Regions from separate parts of the Homo sapiens genome. Here region 1 is linked to region 2. Evidence: chromatin loops called from intact Hi-C (ENCODE). Cell type or tissue: left ventricle myocardium inferior. All regions are shown on one strand. Links, peaks and the distances in the headings refer to the core of each region. The heading gives the core; the rest is flanking DNA.

The links. A loop is a pair of places that touch in the nucleus more often than their neighbours do. Peaks named below come from ENCODE experiments on the same cell type or tissue, not always from the same donor. Only the 100,000 strongest peaks of a DNase experiment are listed, where the experiment ranks them.
Region 1: a loop joins it to region 2, with 2.1 times the contacts of the local background. A loop is called at or near these places in 1 of 110 quality-filtered maps.

Annotation. Positions count from the first base shown.
Region 1 is chr20:35,182,116-35,187,493 of GRCh38, reverse strand. All of the region lies in intron 4 of MMP24-AS1-EDEM2 (MMP24-AS1-EDEM2 readthrough), which reads left to right. It also overlaps a transcript of PROCR not described here. Among named protein-coding and RNA genes, the nearest start is that of PROCR, 13 kb to the right of the region's middle. In left ventricle myocardium inferior, for the core only: no CTCF peak of the experiment used is centred there; no DNase peak of the experiment used is centred there.
Region 2 is chr20:35,112,073-35,117,450 of GRCh38, reverse strand. MMP24-AS1-EDEM2 (MMP24-AS1-EDEM2 readthrough) reads left to right here. Exons shown (of 15, transcript NM_001355008.2): 15 at 1,518-2,087. The coding sequence ends at 2,018. EDEM2 (ER degradation enhancing alpha-mannosidase like protein 2) reads left to right here. Exons shown (of 11, transcript NM_018217.3): 11 at 1,518-2,087. The coding sequence ends at 2,018. It overlaps LOC124900460 (small nucleolar RNA SNORD56), which reads left to right and starts at 244; the gene lies at 244-315. In left ventricle myocardium inferior, for the core only: no CTCF peak of the experiment used is centred there; no DNase peak of the experiment used is centred there; H3K27ac peaks cover 2,859 bases.

The DNA.
Region 1 (5,378 bases), core at 331-5,330, 70 kb before region 2:
AGCAATAGCTCAGGATCAGAAGTCAGAAGTCCCAAGCTCTAGTGCCAGTTCTTGTACCACATCACTGTGGAACTTTGGGCAAGCCACTTACAGCTACCCAACATTATTTCACCATTAGTATAAGCGTGTTCAGGCCAGGTGTGGTGGCTCATGCCTGTAATCCCAGCACTTTGGCAGGCCCAGGTAGGTGGATCACTTCAGTTCAGGAATTCGAGCCTGGGCAACATGGTGAAACCCTGACTCTACAAAACAAACAAACAAACAAACAAAACAAATTTAGGCAGGCTTGGAGGTGCATGCCTGTAGTCCCAGCTACTCAGGAAGCTGAGGTGGGAGGATCGTTTGAGCCTGCGAGATGGAGACTGCAGTGAACTGGGATCACACCACTGCACTCCAGCCTGAGTGACAGAGCAGATTTGGAGGAAGATAGATCAAACTATGGATTGAGGAAGCGCAAAGAAGGAATTGACCTAATTGTTAACATGTTTTGCAGGCCACTGACTTAAACAGCTATTGCTATTTTTTTTTCTTTTTTTTTTTTGAGACAGAGTCTTGCTTTGTTGCCCAGGCTGGAGTGCAGTGGCGCAATCTCCACTCACTGCAACCTCCGCCTCCCAGGTTCACGCCATTCTCCTGCCTTAGCCTCTCGAGTAACTGGGATTATAGGCACGTGCCACCATGCCCAGCTCTTTTTTGTACTTTTTTTTTTAGTAGAGACAGGGTTTCACCATGTTAGCAAGGATGGTCTCGATCTCCTGACCTTGTGATCCACCTGCCTTGGCCTCCCAAATTGCTGGGATTACAGGCATGAGCCACTGTGCCTGGTCAGATTGCCTATTCTGGATGTTTCACGTGTGTTGAATCATATAATACCTGGTTCTTTGTGACTGGCTTCTTTTACTTATCATTTTTTTTTTTTTTTTTTTTGAGATGGAGTTTCACTCTTGTTGCCCAGGCTGGAGTGCAATGGCGCGATCTTGGCTCACCGCAACCTCAGCCTCCTGGGCTTAAGTGATTCTCCCGCCTCAGCCTCCCGAGTAGCTGGGATTACAGGCATGTGCTACCATGCCCGGCTAATTTTCTATTTTTAGAAGAGGCGGGGTTTCTCCATGTTGGTCAGGCTGGTCTTGAACTCCCGATCTCATGATCCACCCGCCTTGGCCTCCCAAAGTGTTGTGACTGCAGGCGAGAGCCACTGCTCCCGGACTACTTATCATGTTTTTAAGGCTCATCCGTGTTGTAACATGTGTCAGTACCTCATTTTCATGGCTAGATAATATTCCATTGTATTAAAATACTACATTTTGTTTCTCCATCAATTAACAGACATTTGGATTATTACCATTTTTGGCTATTAGGAATAATGCTTCTGTGAACATTCATGTACAAGTATTTGCATGGATGTATGTTTCAATTTTCTTGGGCATATACTAGGAGCGGACTTGCTGGGCCACACAATAACTCTATGTTTAACTTTTTGAAGAACTGTCAAATTGTTTTCCAAAGTGCTATACCATTGCCACCAGCAATGTATGAGGGTTCCAATTTCTTCACATTCTTGCCAACACTTGTTATTGTCTGTCTTTTTTCCTATAGCCATTCTTTTTAAAATTTTATTTTTCCATAAGTTATCGAGGTACAGGTGGCATTTGGTTACATGAGTAAGTTGTTTGGTGGAGATTTGTGGCACCCGTCACCCAAGCAGTACACAATGCACCATATTTGTAGTCTTTTATCCCTCACCCCCCTCCCACTCTTTGCCCCAAGTCCCCAAAGTCCATTGTATCATTCTTATACCTTTGCATCCTCATCGCTTAGCTCCCACATATCAGTGAGAACATATGATGTTTGGTTTTCCATTCCTGAGTTACTTCACTTAGAATAATAGTCTCTAATCTCCTCCAGGTCATTGCAAATGCTGTTAATTCATTCCTTTTATGGCTGAGTAGTACTCCATCATATATATATACCAGAGTTTCTTTATCCATTCATTGATTGATGGGCATTTGGGTTTGTTCCACGATTTTGCAATGGTGAATTGTGCTGCTATAAACTTGCGTGTGCAAGTATCTTTTTTGAATAATGACTTCTTTTCCTCGGGGTAGATACCCAGTAGTGGGATTGCTGGATCAAATGGTAGCTCTACTTTTAGTTTTTTAAGGAATCTCCACGCTGTTTTCCATAGCAGCTGTACTAGTTTACATTCCCACCAGCAGTGTAGAAGTGTTCCCTGATTGCTGCATCCACGTCAACGTCTACTATTATTTTATTATTTGATTATGGCCATTCTTATGGGAGTACGGTGGTATCGCTTTGTGGTTTTGATTTGCATTTTCCTGATCATTAGTAATGTTGAGCATTTTTTCATGTTTGTTGGCTATTTGTATATCTTCTTTTGAGAATTGTCTATTCATCTCCTTAGCCCACTTTTTGTTGGGATTGATTTTTTTTTTTTTTTTTTTTGTCTTACTGATTCGTTTGAGTTCATTGTAGATTCTGGATATTAGTCCTTTGTCAGATGTATAGATTGTGAAGATTTTCTCCCACTCTGTGAGTTGTCTGTTTACTCTGCTGACTGTTCCTTTTGCCGTGCAAAAGCTCTTTGGTTTAATTAGGTCCCAGCTATTTACCTTTATTTATATTGCAACTGCTTTTGGTTTTTTTGTCTTGAAATCTTTGGCTAAGCCAATGTCTAGAAGGGTTTTTCCAATGTTATCTTCTAGAAATTTTACAGTTTCAGGTCTTGGGTTTAGGTCCTTAATCCATCTTGTGTTTTTTTCTTTTTTGTGACAGAGTCTCACAGTCTCGCTCTGTCACCCAGGCTGGAGTGCAGTGGCGTCATCTCAGCTCACTGCAAGCTCCACCTCCTGGGTTCACGCCATTCTCCTGCCTCAGCCTTCTGAGTGGCTGGGACTACAGGCGCCCGCCACCACGCCCAGCTAATTTTTTGTATTTTTAGTAGAGATGGGTTTCACCGTGTTAGCCAGGATGGTCTCAATCTCCTGACCTCGTGATCTGCCCGCCTCGGCCTCCCAAAGTGCTAGGATTACAGGCGTGAGCCACCACGCCCAGCTCCTCAATCCATCTTGAGTTGATTTTTGTATAAGGTAAAAGATGAGGATCCAGTTTCGTTCTTCTACCTGTGGCTAACCAATTATCCCAGCACCATTTGTTGAAAAGGGTGTCCTTTCCCCACTTTTATGTTTTTGTTTGCTTTGTCAAAGATCAGTTGGCTATAAGTATTTGGGTTTATTTCTGGGTTCTCTATTCTGTTCCATTGGTCTATGTGCCTATTTTTATACCAGTATCATGCTGTTTTGGTGACTATGGCCTTATAGTATAATTTGAAATCAGGTAGTGTGATGCCTCCAGATTTGTTCTTTTTGCTTACTCTTGCTTTGGCCATGTGGGCTCTTTTTTGATTCCATATGAATTTTAGAATTGTTTTTTCTAACTCTGTGAAGAATGATGGTGGTATTTTGATGGGGACTGCGTGAATTTGTAGATTGCTTTTGGCAGTATGGTCATTTTCACAATATTGATTCTATCCATCCTCCTATAGCCATTCTTGATGGTATGAAGTGGTATCTCATGGTTTTGATTTGCATTTCCATAATGACTATAACGATGTTGGGCATCTTTTCATGTGCTTATTGGCCACTGGTGTATCTTCTTTAAGAAATGTCTAAAATTTACTCTGCTTTTTCCTATTTTCATTATTGAATCTGTTCTGTCTATCTTTCCTATCTGGGCATGGTCATATCTCACCAATTCACAAATACCATGTTTCTCCCCTAGATTCCTCTGATTCCTGCAGTTTTAGTAGAGGAGAGAAAGCATAAATCCTAGAACACAAAGGCACGGGTTTGAATCCTAGCTCTGATACTATATTAGTCAATTCTTGTGCTGCTATACTGGAATACCTGCAAGTGGCTAATTTATAAAAGAAAAGAGGTTTATTTTTGACTCACACTTCTGCAGGATGTACAGGAAGCATGGCACCAGCATCTTCTTCTGGTGAGGCCTCAGGAAGCTTTCAATCATGTTGGAAGGCAAAGGGGGAGCAGGCATATAAGATGAGACAGAAGGAAGCAAGAAAGAGGAGGGGAGGTCTCAGATCCTTTTAAACAACGAGATCTCATGTGTAATCTAACTGAACAAGAACTCACTCAACACTAAAGGATGGTGTTAAGCCATTCATGAGGGATCTGCCCCCATGACCCAAACACCTCCCATTATGCCCATCTCTAACAATGGAGGTCACGTTCCAACATGAGATTTGGAGGGACAAAACATCCAAACCATATCAGTTATTAACTTTCTTATTCTCCCTAAACATGTCTCCTAATCTAAAATGATTATATCTATCTTACAAGACCAAAGAGAGTATTAAATGATAAACGCAAGTTACAGAATTCCAAAAACTATATAGCAATATGTAAATGATAGCTACAAGAGTAAATCAGAGCATAACATTTTTCTTTCTTTCTTTCCTTTTTTTTTTTTTTTTTTTTTTTTTTGAGACGGAGTCTCGCTCTGTCGCCCAGGCTGGAGTGCAGTGGCACGATCTCAACTCACTGCAACATCTGCCTCCTGGGTGCAAGCTACTCTCCTTCCTTAGCCTCCTGAGTAGCTGGAACTACAGGCACGTGCCACCATGCCTGGCTAATTTTTGTATATTTAGTAGAGACGGTTTCACCATGTTGGCCAGGCTGGTCTCGAACACCTGACCTCAGGTGAACTGCCCACCTCAGCCTCCCAAAGTGCTGGGATTACAGGCGTGAGCCACCATGCCCGGCCACATAACATCACATTTTTATTTGTGTGTTTCTTCTAGTTATACAATGCATCTTGCCTTGTGTTGTTCTCTTTTGTATGTTTTATCTTCCCAAGAAAAGACTGGGCTCCTTGAGAAGGATCATATCCTAATCGTTTTGTGTCTTCCAAAGTACATAACATAAAGCCTTCTATATGGAAGTTTCTGACAAACATTTATTAAACGAGTAAATAAATTAATGATGTGAGATATAGTGAACATTTATGGGTTTTTGTTGTTTTTGCTTTTCTATTTTATTTTTCTTTTGTTCTGTTTTTTGAGCCCAGGAGGTTGAAGCTGCAGTGAGCCATGATCGTGCCACCAATTCCAGCCTGGGCAACAGACCAAGAGTCTGTCTCAAAAAAAAGATAATATATGTAGAGTTAGTAAATACAGCAGTGGCTACTGATCTCCAGGCTTCTCATTTGCATCAATTCTTTAAAATCACCTGTACCTGTTTTGGTTGCCCAGCATCTGAAATCTCTTCCTCTGTGTGAGTCTTAATGGGAGACAGGTTCTCACCTCCCACAAGAGAAGTCAAAGGTATCTAAAGTTTTCCTTT
Region 2 (5,378 bases), core at 249-5,248:
GTCTTCCATGGTGAATGATGGGAACAGGGGTCTGACCTTTCTCAAACAGGGCAAGGAAATAATCATCTTGATACATCAAGACCATATTTGAGTCATATTTTTAAATGTAAGATAGAGTCCACTGAGAATGTTTTGTTTAGAAGTATTACTAATTCTGAGAAGCTAAAATAAATGTTTGTAGCAAGTAATCTTAGTCATCCATGCCTGAAAACTCAGTTGAAATTCTCTAAATAAGACTCCTTACTAAAACAATGTCAATAGTTTTCATCAACAGCAGTTGAACCTAGTAAGTGTCGATACTTTGGGTCTGAGTGGAGAAAAAAAGACCCCTTATTAGTTGCTTACAAAAACTTGGTAATTGGCCAAGCGCAGTGGCTCAGGCTTGTAATCCCGGCACTTTGGGAGGCCAAGGCAGGCGGATCACGAGGTCAGGAGTTCAAGACCAGCCTGACCAACATGGTGAAACCCTGTCTCTACTAAAAATACAAAAAAAATTACCTGGGTGTGGTGGCATGTGCCTGTAGTCCCAGCTACTCTGGAGGCTGAGGCAGGAGAATTGCTTGAACCCGGGAGGCAGAGGTTGCAGTGAGCCGAGACCATGCCATTGCACTCCAGCCTGGGCAACAGAGTGAAACTCCATCTCTAAAAAAAAAAAAACTTGGTAATCATCTGAATGCCCTTCCAAGGAGGATTAGCCAAGTAAATGGTGATCCATTTTCACGATGGAATACTCTGCCATCATTAAAAGGGACGATTAGCTCTATGTTTATAGTCACAAAAAGTTGGGATAAAGGGGATAGGAGATTGTCATGTCATAGAGCAAGGTTAGCGGAGACCTTTCTGGTGAGGAAGCATTTGAGCAGAGACCTGAAGGAAGGGAGGGAACAAGCTATGAGAAAAACTGGAGGCGGAGTGCTCCAGGCTGAAAGAACCACAGATGCAAAGAGCCCGAAGCAGGAGGGTGCTGTGCTAGCTCAGGACAGAAAGGCAGCAGCTGGAGCTCTTAGAGTGGTAAGAGGTGAGGGCAGGAAGGGAGCAGGGGCCAGGTCATGACTTGCATTTTTATCCTGCATGAAATGGAGGGCTCACAGAAAGTTGTGAGTAGAGAATTGACAGGAAGACTTATGTTATACAGATACTGTAGGAGCTTGGTGTGTGTCTCACGCCTGTTATCCTGGCACTTTGGGAGGCCAAGGTAGGAGGAATTGCTTGAGCCCAGGGATTTGAGACCAGCCTGGGCAACATGGTGTGAGACCCTGTCCCTATTTTTTAAAATAGTGTGTGTATATAAACTGCAGGGCTAAGATTGGAAGCTGGGAGCCCATTTGGAAGCTTATGTGATAATCCAGGTGAGAGATGATGGTGGCTTGGGAAAGAGTGAAGTTCTGAAAAGTTCAGTGATTTGCTCACAGGCCCTCAGCTGCTTTGTGGCAGAACAGGCCTTCTTAAGGGATTGCCTGACCCTTACTACTAAATTGTGATGGTGTTCCAGCTTGCTTCCTTCTCCCACATGTCAGATCAAAGATCTGCGAGACCACAAGCTGGACAACCGCATGGAGTCGTTCTTCCTGGCCGAGACTGTGAAATACCTCTACCTCCTGTTTGACCCAACCAACTTCATCCACAACAATGGGTCCACCTTCGACGCGGTGATCACCCCCTATGGGGAGTGCATCCTGGGGGCTGGGGGGTACATCTTCAACACAGAAGCTCACCCCATCGACCCTGCCGCCCTGCACTGCTGCCAGAGGCTGAAGGAAGAGCAGTGGGAGGTGGAGGACTTGATGAGGGAATTCTACTCTCTCAAACGGAGCAGGTCGAAATTTCAGAAAAACACTGTTAGTTCGGGGCCATGGGAACCTCCAGCAAGGCCAGGAACACTCTTCTCACCAGAAAACCATGACCAGGCAAGGGAGAGGAAGCCTGCCAAACAGAAGGTCCCACTTCTCAGCTGCCCCAGTCAGCCCTTCACCTCCAAGTTGGCATTACTGGGACAGGTTTTCCTAGACTCCTCATAACCACTGGATAATTTTTTTATTTTTATTTTTTTGAGGCTAAACTATAATAAATTGCTTTTGGCTATCATATTTTGGTTATCATGTTTTACATATTGGGCTGTCTCATGAGATTTCATTCAAAGAAAGGATTGGTGGCTACGGGCAATTGTGACTCTAGTTAATTTTCTCATGCAGCTGGAGAGACGGCTAAATGCGGTTAGCTGGCTCCAAAGATCCTAGGGGTCGATAGTTGAATCTCCCTTCCTTTTCTGGTGTCTTTGTGGAAAGTGTTGTCATAAATGTATTTCTTTGTTAGTTCTTGCTCCAACATGTGCTTCTTACTTTTTTTTTTTTTTTTTTTTTTTTGAGACAGAGTCTCACTCAGTCACCCAGGCTGGAGTGCAGTGGTGTGATCTCGGCTCACTACAACCTCTGCCTCCCAGGTTCAAGCAATTCTCCAGCTTCAGCCTCCTGAGTAACTGGGACTATAGGCGTGCATCTGGCTACACCGCATCTGGCTAATTTTTTTATTTTTATTTTTATTTTTTGTATTTTTAGTAGAGATGAGGTTTCACCATGTTGCCTAGGCTGGTCTCGAACTCCTGACGTCAGGTGATCCACCCGCCTCGGCCTCCCAAAGTGCTGGGATTATGGGCGTGAGCCACCATGCCCCGGCTGCTTCTTACTCTTTAGTTGACCTATCTATCCACCTGTCCTTCCAAGCAACGAAGATTTATTAAGCACCTTTTTTCTTTTGAGACAGGGTCTCCCTCTGTCACCCAGGTTGGAATGTAGTGGCATGATCACGACTCACTGCAGCCTCGACCTCCCAGGCTCAAGTGATCCTCCCATCTCAGCCTCTGGAGTAGCTGGGACCACAGGCACACACCACTATAATTTGCCTGATTTTTAAAAATTTTTTTGCAGAGACGGTGTCTCCCTATGTTGCCCAGGCTGATCTCAAACTCCTGGGCTCAAACAATCCCCTGCCTCAGCCTCCTGATTAACTGGGATTTCAGGCGTGAGCCATGGGGCTGGGCAGGCACCTTTGTGTGCCAGCCGCAGCCCCAGAGGTTCAGCAGCAAACAAGGCAAACAGTTTTTATTCTTGTGAAACTAAATTTCTAGCAGAAAGAAATAACCTAGTAAATAGATAAAGTAACATTGTGATCAGTTCCATGAAGAAAACACGGGGCTGTGCTAGAAAATAATGGGGAAAGATAAGCTGCTTTAGATAGGGTGGGTGGAAAAAGCCTCCCTGAGGACGTGAGCTTTTAATTATGTAAAATTTTATTGCTTTTTAAAATTTTATTTTCTTGTAACTTTAATTTTTTCTTTTTACATTTTTATAAACATTAGAGATGGGATCTTGCTTTGTTGCCCAGGGTGGTCTCGAATTCCTGGGCTCAAGCAATCCTCCCATCTCAGCCTCCCAAAGTACTGGAATTACAGGCATGAGCCACTGTCCCTGGCCACAAAGTTGTTTTTTTTTTTTTTGAGACAGGGTCTCACCCTGTTGCCCAGCCTGGAGTGCAGTGGCGCAATCACGGCTCACTGCAAGCCCTGCAAGCCTTGCAATCCCTGACCTTCTGGGCTCAAGCAATCTTCCCACCTTAGCCTCCCGAGTAGCTGGGACAACTGGAGCATGCCACCATGCCTGGCTAATTTTCCTAATTTTGTATTTTTTGTTGAGATGGGATTTTGCCACGTTGCTCAGGGTGGTCTCAAACTCCTGAGCTCAAGCAGTCTGCCTGCCTTGGCCTCCCAAAGTGCTAGGAGGCATGAGCCACCGTGCCTGGCCAGGATGTACTATTTTATTTTATTTTGTTTATTTTTTTATTTTTATTATTTATTTTTTTATTTTATTTTTTATTTATTTTATTTTATTTATTTTTTATTTTTTTATTTTTATTTTATTTTATTTTATTTTATTTTTATTTATTTTCTTATTTATTTGGAGACAGGATCTCACTCATGCCCTGGCTGGAATGCAGTGGCATGATCTGAGCTCACTGAAGCCTCCACCTCCCAGGCTCAAGCGGTCATCCCACCCCAGCGTCCCAAGAAGCTGGGACCACAGGTGCATGCCACCATGCCTGGCTAAGTAAAATTTTAAATAAACAAAAATGGAGCGAACAGGACATCCATCCTTTGTGTGCTCATCACCCAATTTCAACAAACTAGCTTCAAAGATGATGAATTCATGGCCAACCTTATTTCATTTATATCCACACTAGATTATTTAGGATTCCAAACATTTTATTCCTAAAAGTATTTCAGAATGCATCCCCAAAGCATGCCTATAAAAATAAATCATTATTCCTTGATATCCTCTCCAATGTTCAAAATGTTTTGTTTCATAACTTTGTATTATAGTTTGTTTGCATCAGGACCCACATAGGGTTGATTTATATATTTGAAATTAGATGATATATCTCTGAAATGTCTTTTAATTTACAGGAATTCTTTCCCTCTCCCTCCCTCCCTCCTTTCCCACTCCTCCTCTATTTTCATTGCAGTTTGTTTGTTGAAGACAACAGTTGTATGTCCTGTAGGTTTCCATATTATGGATTTTGTTAATTGCATCTCTGAGGTATTTATTATATAACTGTTTTTTAAAGTTGATATTAAGATCTAGAGACATCATCAGATTTGGATTTTTACTTTTGTTTTTATTTTTATTTGTGTATTTATGTATTTTGAGACAGCGTCTCACCCTGTCACCCAGTGGGGTGATCACAGTTCACTGCAGCCTCACGGGCACAAGTGATTCTCCCGCCTCAGCCTCCCGAATAGCTGGGACTACAGGCCCACACCACCACACCTGGCTAATTTTTAAATTTTTTGTTTAGATGGGGTCTCGCTATGTTGTCTAGGCTGGTGTTTTTATTTTTCAAGAATAAGCACTGTTGTTTCTTTTGGTCAAGAGACACATGATGTCTCCTTGCCTGTTACTAACAGCCATTTGTTGGTCATTGCTTGGATCCATTATTTCAACAGGGGTTTCAAAATAGTGAGATTTTAATTAGTCTAGACTACTTCTCTTTTTTTTTTTTTTTTTTTTTTTTTTTGAGATGAAGTTTTGCTCTTGTTGCCCAGGCTGGAGTGCAATGGCTTGATCTCGGCTCACCGCAACCTCTGCCTCCCGGGTTCAAGCAATTCTCCTGCCTCAGCCTCCTAAGTAGCTGGGATTACAGGCATGCGCCACCACACCCAGCTAATTTTGTATTTTTAGTAAAGACAAGGTTTCACCATGTTAGTCAGGCTGGTCTCGACCTCCTGACCTCAGGTGATACACCTACCTTGGCCTCCCAAAGTGCTGGGATTACAGGTGTGAGCCACCATGCCCAGCCAAGGCTAGACTACTTCTCTAAAGAAAGAC